Regions from separate parts of the Homo sapiens genome. Here region 2 is linked to region 1. A link is an interaction called in ENCODE POLR2A ChIA-PET data of the cell type or tissue named here. Cell type or tissue: GM12878. All regions are shown on one strand.

What was found. ChIA-PET counts read pairs that join two places held together with the same protein. Peaks named below come from ENCODE experiments on the same cell type or tissue, not always from the same donor. Only the 100,000 strongest peaks of a DNase experiment are listed, where the experiment ranks them.
Region 2: POLR2A ChIA-PET joins it to region 1 with 6 read pairs; 15 of 35 experiments call an interaction of 5 or more read pairs at or near these places.

What each region holds. Positions count from the first base shown.
Region 1 is chr11:117,088,630-117,092,629 of GRCh38, forward strand. All of the region lies in intron 1 of SIK3 (SIK family kinase 3), which reads right to left. It overlaps LOC124902763 (a long non-coding RNA gene), which reads right to left and starts at 149. Exons shown (of 2, transcript XR_007062899.1): 1 at 1-149. In GM12878, no CTCF peak of the experiment used is centred here; no DNase peak of the experiment used is centred here; H3K4me3 peaks cover 1,065 bases; H3K27ac peaks cover 516 bases.
Region 2 is chr11:117,164,527-117,168,526 of GRCh38, forward strand. PAFAH1B2 (platelet activating factor acetylhydrolase 1b catalytic subunit 2) reads left to right here. Exons shown (of 6, transcript NM_002572.4): 6 at 2,895-4,000. The coding sequence ends at 3,173. Among named protein-coding and RNA genes, the nearest start is that of SIDT2, 12 kb to the right of the region's middle. In GM12878, no CTCF peak of the experiment used is centred here; no DNase peak of the experiment used is centred here.

The sequences.
Region 1 (4,000 bases):
CACTGTGCCATCCTAATGAGCAGTATAAGTTAGGTTAGGTATTTTTCTTTGGTCCTTTTTTATTTGAGAAGTGCTCTGGCTCTGTTGCCCAGGCTGGAGTTCAGTGGTGCGATCATAGCTCACAGAAACCTTGACCTCCTGGGCTCAAGCGATCCTCCCACCTCAGCCTCCTGAGTAGCTGGGACCACAGGCATGCACCACCACACCCCTGGTTATTTTTATTATTATTATTTGCAGAGATAAGGTCTCACTATGTTGCCCAGGCTGGTCTCCAACTCTGGGGCTCAAGTGATCCTCCTGCCTCAGCCTCCCAAAGTGCTGGGATTACAGGCGTGAACCACTGCATCTGGCCAGGTATTTTCTTTTTTTACTTTTAAGTAAAATTATGCTTGGAAATTTCAAGTATGTCAAAGCACTGTCAGAAAATAAACGGCATCTAGCACTTGGACTAATCCAGAGATGCCCTTAATAAATGTTTATAAGAGTAAGAAGCTGGCCGGGCGCGGTGGCTCACGCCTGTAATCCCAGCACTTTGGGAGGCTGAGGCGGGCAGATCACGAGGTCAGGAAATCGAGACCAGCCTGGCTAACACATGGTGAAACGCCGTCTCTACTAAAAATACAAAAAATTAGCTGGGCGTGGCGGCAGGCGCCTGTAGTCCCAACTACTCTGGAGGCTGAGACAGGAGAACGGCGTGAACCCGAGAGGTGGAGCTTGCAGTGAGCCAAGATCGCGCCACTGCACTCCAGCCTGGGCAACAGAGTGAGACTCCGTCTCAAAAAAAAAAAAAAAAGACTAAGAAACTGTGTGACTCAGGTATTGGGGTGGCAAGAAGACTTCATTTCACTGAATGCTCCTTTGTACCTTTTGAATTTTGGGCCATATATCATCCATTTCTATTTCTGATAATTTTGCACGTTTATTGGATGGATGGATGGAATAAAAAATTTCTTCTCCAAAAAATTCCGTCTCAAGAAATGTGGGCAACTAACCTACATTTTCACATTCAATTCTGGGGGGAGCTATGAAAAGTAAAGTATACTGCTGGTAAACATGCGCTGGAGCTGAAACTAGACAGAAATTTGATAATTTTTCAGAACTTCATCAAAACCTAAATTTAGTTTAAAATAACTGGCCGAAAGTATCCAACTGAGTGAGCTCAGCCCACACAGACAAGCTTCAACAGGCAATGAGTCTGCTTCTCTTTCCGTTTCAACTTCTGGGAAATGTGGCTAAGTATTCACAATCTGATTCCTACCTCTTTGAAAAGCCTAAGTCTGAGATAAAATACCATCAGTGTCCAGAGGCTCCTTGTCTACCACGGATCACACACCTGCTAAACACAAATATGTTCCTAACATAACTTACTGATGGCTCATCCAACAGTTCCGTACTCGCTTCCGCAATTCTATTCTGAACAGATCCAAAAGAAGTCTTTCAAGCTAATTCATTCAAGACTGTTGAGACTTCTCAAGGACATTGCCTACGCCATTTATTTAGCAATATTTTATTAGATTAGGATAAAAGCCCATTTGAATGTATATAATTTTCACCCTCTTGATGTTATCAGTCATCCACGGGACTGTATGACTACATTATTATCCCAGAAAGGGACCAAGCTACTCGCTATTAGGAGGAACCAGGGACTCACCTACCTGATAGGTGAGATCATTCATCTGGAGAACAGCCATAGCCCACAGACCAGAAACTAGAACTATATTAAGAAGAATTCCTTCTTGTGTTTACTTAGGATAATGAAAAAAAAAAAAAAGAGGAACCCTTGATATAAATGGTTCTCTTGACCCTCACCTGTGTCATCAAGGTATATATCTAGATGACCAGTTCTCTTAATGAGTTATAAGATGTCACCATCCCTGGAAAGTGTTAGTCATTTAGTAAGTGAGGAGCCCATCTAAGAAACATACCCTCAAAGGTAGATCAGACCAGCCCAGCAGAACAAATGTATAATTACCAATATTCCCTAGGAGTTAGCTAGATATAATGACATGAGAAAACTACGTAAGGCAGACTACTTTTACGGTCATTGCATGCTGTGTTTACTTCTTTCCCTTTTCATTTTCTTCATATCTCAGTCATGCCAAGGGGCATCTGACTAGCAGATTTAAAGGCAAAGCAGTGGACCCATAGGGTACTAAAAGTTAGTGGCAAAGGTGACAGAGTGGTATAATGCCAAAGGACAGGTGAAATACAGGGTTGGAATATTTACTCTTCCTCTCTACTCGGAAATGTTTCCTCTCATCATGACATCTCGCTTTTGGTTTGTCTTATAGAAAGGATAAATATCTTAGACTTTAATTGGTATAGGTGTATCTCGCTTCCCCAGTAAAAAAGCAAGTGCTCAGAAGGCAAGGGCACTGTTTTCTGTGATTAGAGAAGTCAGGGTAGAATTAAGTAGGAGTAGTGATAACTGGATTCTAACTCCAGCTCCCCCACTAACTACCTATAAGACTCCGGGAAAATGGGAGTGAGGAGAGAGATGAGCCATGAATCTAATGGATAATTGGTCTAAATGACTTTAAAAGTCCGTAAAATCCTGAGGTTTTTTTTTTCTTTTTTTTTTTTTTTTTTTTTGAGACGGAGTTTCACTCTTGTTGCCCAGGCTGGAGTGCGACGGCACGATCTCGGCTCACTGCAACCTCTGCCTCCTGGGTTCAAGCAATTCTCCTGCCTCAGCCTCCCAAGTAGCTGGGATTACAGGCATGTACCACCACGCCTGGCTAATTTTTTGTATTTTTAGTAAAAACAGGGTTTCGCCATGTTAGCCAGGCTGGTCTCGAACTCCTGACCTCAGGTGATCCACCTGCCTCAGCCTCCCAAAGTGCTGGAATTACAGGCGTGAGCCACCATGCCAGGCAAAACCTGAGATTATAAATTCTGTTAAGTCTGTCTTTCCAGACTGTGGAGAAGACAGAACTAGAATAGAACCTCTCTAAGGTCTTTTTCATGCCCAATAAATCAACAAATACTTGTTAGTTGATCATGCTTAATTTATGTGCAATTTATGTCAATATTCCTCTACAGTGAGAAAGAATATAAGTTGTTAAAACTGAACTCCTCCCTTGTGCCAAGAAATGCATCAGAAAAGGATTCTTGCTCTTAACCATAAAATAACCAGCATGAGTTGCTGTTTTTCTTTTGGTTTGTTTTCCTGAGACAGGGTTTCACTCTGTCACCCAGGCTGGGATACAATGGTGTGTCCATAGTTCACCACAGCCTCAGACTCCCAGGATCAAGTGATCCTCCCGCCTCCACCTCCCAAGTAGCTGAGGCTACAGGTGCGCACCACCACACCCAGCTAATTTTTAAATTGTTTGTAGAGATGGGATCTCACTATGTTGCCCAGGCTGGTCTTGAACTCCTGGCCTCAAGTGATCCTCCTGCCTCATGCCCCCCCAAAGCACTGGAATTACAGGCATGAGCCACCACATCCAGCCACGTTTTAAAAACATAAATTAGGTGATATTAGTGTTCTGCTTGATACTCTCTGATGTCACCCCCGTGTCACACCCAATTCCATAAAATGGCCATAAGACCCAGATGATCTGGCCCCTCCTACATGTCTGGCCTCATCTTTTCCCATCCTTCCACTTGTTTGCTAAGGTACCATGGCATCATGACCTTGTGTCTAATCTTTGACCAAACCAAACTCACTTCTGCCCCATGGCCTTTGCACATGCCATTCCTTCTGTAAGGAATCTTCTGTCTTCCAAATCTTCCCAGGTTGGCTTTTTCTCATCACTCAGGTCTCAGCTCAAATATCATCATCTTGGAAAGAAAGGTCTTCCCTGACCACTCTATCTGAGGCAGCAGCCCCCCCCAGGGATTCTCTAGTCCGTTTATTTTCTTCCTGGTATTCATTCCTATATGAAATTTTTAATTTTTTTACATGTCCCTTGTCTGTCTCCTTCTACTAGAAAGCTCCAGAAAGGCAGATGCTTTTTGTCTCCCTTGTTCATTGGTGCACTCCAGACCCTAGAAT
Region 2 (4,000 bases), 76 kb after region 1:
TTTGGATTACTTTGTAAGTGTCCTGTTTTACTGCTAATATGTTAAAGGTGGTATATTAGACATTCTAATCTTCTCTAAAACATAAAAAATTTCATCAGCAAGAAAATGGATACTTTATAGTTGTACCCTGAACAGAAAGGTGCTACCCTTTTGTAGAATTAAAGCATTAACTCTTCATGGTCTCAAAGGTGAACAGCTGTCTGTTTCAGTATAAAAGTCTAGCTGTAGGCCGGGTGTGGTGGCTCACGTCTGTAATCCCAGCACTTTGGGAGGCCGAGGCGGGTGGATCACAAGGTCAGGATTTCAAGACCAGCCTGGCCAAGATGGTGAAACTTCGTCTCTACTAAAAATACAAAAAAATTAGCTGGGCGTGGTGGCACGTGCCTGTAATCCCAGCTATTCGGGAGGCTGAAACAGATAATTTCTTTTTTCTTTTTTTTTTTTTTTGAGACAGAGTCTCGCTCTGTCGCCTAGGCTGGAGTGCAGTGGCATGATCTCGGCTCACTGCAAGCTCGGCCTCCCAGGTTCACACCATTCTCCTGCCTCAGCCTCCCGAGTAGCTGGGACTACAGGCGCCCGCCACCACACCCGGCTAATTTTTTGTATTTTTAGTAGAGATGGGGTTTCACCGTGTTAGCCATGGTCTCGATCTCCTGACCTCGTGATCTGCCTGCCTTGGCCTCCCAAAGTGCTGCGATTACAGACGTGAGCCATCACGCCTGGCTGAAGCAGAGAATTTCTTAAACCTGGGAGGTGGAGGTTGCAGTGAGCCGAGATCGTGCCACTGCACTCCAGCCTGGGCAACAGAGCAAAACTCGGTCTCAAAAAAAAAAAAAAAATGTCTAGCTGTAGATATTCTTAGTCAGTTTGAAACATGTTTTAGCAAAATCTGATACAAATTTAGTTCTTTAGTGAGATGGTGTTAGGAAGATAGTCATTTACTCAAAAAACCTGAGGATCACTGTGTACAAGGCACTATCCTAGTTCTTGAGCATACAAAAATGAGTAAGACATAGTTTCGGTCTCAAGGAGCTCACAGTCTAGTGTATGGAGACAGCAACACAGAATTATTATACTGTGTGCTGTTTAGAGTAAGGTGAAAACGTGTTTAACAAAAGTTGACATCTGCATTCAAAGACTTCATTGGTTTCCAGACAAATAGGGAAAGAAGGAAGGTATTATAGAAAAATAAAGAGAATTGAGCAAAGGCTTGTACATGTATGTGTTTGTTGGGTGAGCAGAGGAGGCTGCATAAAGTTTGAGCCTGGGATGGTTAGGAGAAGGAGGCCACAACCAGGTCATGTAGGATTTTTTTTTTTTTTTTTTAATTTGAGATGGAGTCTCGCTCTACTGCCCAGGCTGGAGTGCAGTGGCGTGATCTTAGCTCACTGCAACCTCCGCCTCCCGGGTTCAAGTGATTCTTCTGCCTCAAATCCCAAGTAGCTGGAACTACAGGTGCATGCCACCATGCCCGGCTAATTTTTGTTTGTTTTTAGTAGAAACGGGGTTTCACCATATTGGCCAGGCTGGTCTCGAACTCCTGACCTCGTTCGTGATCTGCCCGCCTCATCCTCCCAAAGTGCTGGGATTACAGGCGTGAGCCACTGCGCCAGACCAGGTCATGTAGGAATTCATATGCTGTTGGGATGTTTGGATTTTATCCACAGTTGCTGGGGGGCCAGATCTTTTTTATTACAAGGCATTTCATTTACTTGTTGAGGTACTTATTTATACCTGCCTTATTCCAGAAAGGATTGTGTTAAGAGTCCACCTGTTAAGTACAGTGACTAGTACATAGTATTTGCTTAGGAAATATTTGTTGTATGAATGTTGCTCAATAAGCCTTCCATATTCTTTGTTTTTAAATTGGATATACAAAAGTGTTAATTATGGTGTTGTCCATAATACTAAAACTTTGGAAATAACCTAAATAGTAGTATCATGGAAATGATTGTATAAGTCATTGAATATGATAGCAGTAATCACATTACAATTATGAGGGCTGTGTGCAAACAGACTTTATGGTGTATTTAAGTGAAAATGTTTTTGAATTGCTTTGCTGGGCATGGTAGCTCATGCCTAATCCTAGTATCTATGCAATTGGAAAAGGGCTACAAGAAGACAAAATTAAAACAGTTATTCCAGGGTTATTCCAGGGTGAATAGCTCTGATTCATCAAGACAGCATTCATTCCACCTCTTTTTCTCATAGTATATTATGGTGTGGGTTCCATGTGGCATTAATAGATGATGTGTATCTATGAGCTTGATTATTCTGACAGCCAAATGGAGAATGGATTGAAGGGTAGACAACGTTGGAGGTGGGAAGACCAATCAGGAGGTTTTATAGTAATTAAGATGATTGGAGATAAGTTCCTGAGCTATAGCAGTGTATATAATCAGGATGGAGACAAGAAAATGACATTTAGGATGCAAAAGTTGAATAATTTAATGATAAATAGATAAGATATATGGGATGTGAGACTTGCAGATGTTGGAATGACCAGTTGATAAAGAGGAAGAGCATAGTTTAATGAATTGCTTTTGGATCAGTTGGGAGTGCCTTGGGAACATTTAAATTTCTTTCTGTAGCTTAGAAGTTTCATATGTAATTCTGAAGCTCTAGGAAGAGATCTGGCTAAAGTATTTAGAGTAGTGGGCCAGAGGACAGGTCCTTGAAGAATACCAACAGTTAAGGGACAGGAGGAAGGGAACCCATGAAAAAACTAAGAAGAAATGGTTAGCTTTCATTCAAAACAGTATTTTCCAATGTTTCACAACTCAAAGGTGTAGAAAGTGCCAAATGGAGATGTTCCAGGAATATCTGAAGTTATAAATAATAAGTAGAGAAAAATAAGTGAATCTTCTAATTTAATGTTTTCCACTGTGCCCCAGGGTTTGTTACCTCGAGGTGAGAAACCCAATCCTTTGAGGCAAAAGAACGCCAAGGTGAACCAACTCCTCAAGGTTTCGCTGCCGAAGCTTGCCAACGTGCAGCTCCTGGATACCGACGGGGGTTTTGTGCACTCGGACGGTGCCATCTCCTGCCACGACATGTTTGATTTTCTGCATCTGACAGGAGGGGGCTATGCAAAGATCTGCAAACCCCTGCATGAACTGATCATGCAGTTGTTGGAGGAAACACCTGAGGAGAAACAAACCACCATTGCCTGACTGGCTCTTATCAGTGTTAATAGCATCTCAGCTTCCTCAGATCAGTTCTATCACTGGCACTACAGAATCCTTCTCTTTCTTAAGGCACTTTGCATTGTAGAATGTTCCTGGATGTTCATATCTAGTGTTTGAAGGGGAGGAGGGATTTAAACTGGTCCTGTACATAGAAGGTTTGTTTGACAGAGGAGAAAAATTAGCCAAGGAAGATTGTTGTTTAAATTCATTTGAAACCAGAAGGGGACTTTTTAGTTGTATGTGTAACACATTCATTGAATTATTATCACTGTTTTCTTGGGACAACATCAAGCCTAAATACTGAACAATATGAAGATTCTTTTCTTGGCCTTTCTGTGGATTATGTCATATATAATAATTATCAGAATCATTCTACTTGGCTTTAAAACATGTTTTCTCCAATTTTTTTAAGGTTCATAATTTAGCCTTTTGTTTTTATGTTGCTTAGATTCTTATGTATACTGAATATTTTATTAACATGTAGCATCAGGTTGAACATGCTTGTCATTGATATATGGAAGATGCTATAGTTAGAAGTGAATTTGTTCTGCTTTCTTAATCTTTTCCATGCTTAGCAGTGAAAAACAGGTTTTGCCCCAGTAGAGGGATTCTTTGGAGGGTATTATTTTTTATGCTGCTGAATATCATGTCTATAATAGACCCGTGCATGCAGCCTTTCCTCCTTATTCCCCTTCATGCCCCCCTTTCCCCTTCATTCCCCCCGCCACCCCGTTTTTTTTTTTTTTTTTTTTTTTTTGGTTCTTGTTGACATTACAAGCTTTTAACACATTTTTGACCTAGGAGCCCTGTTG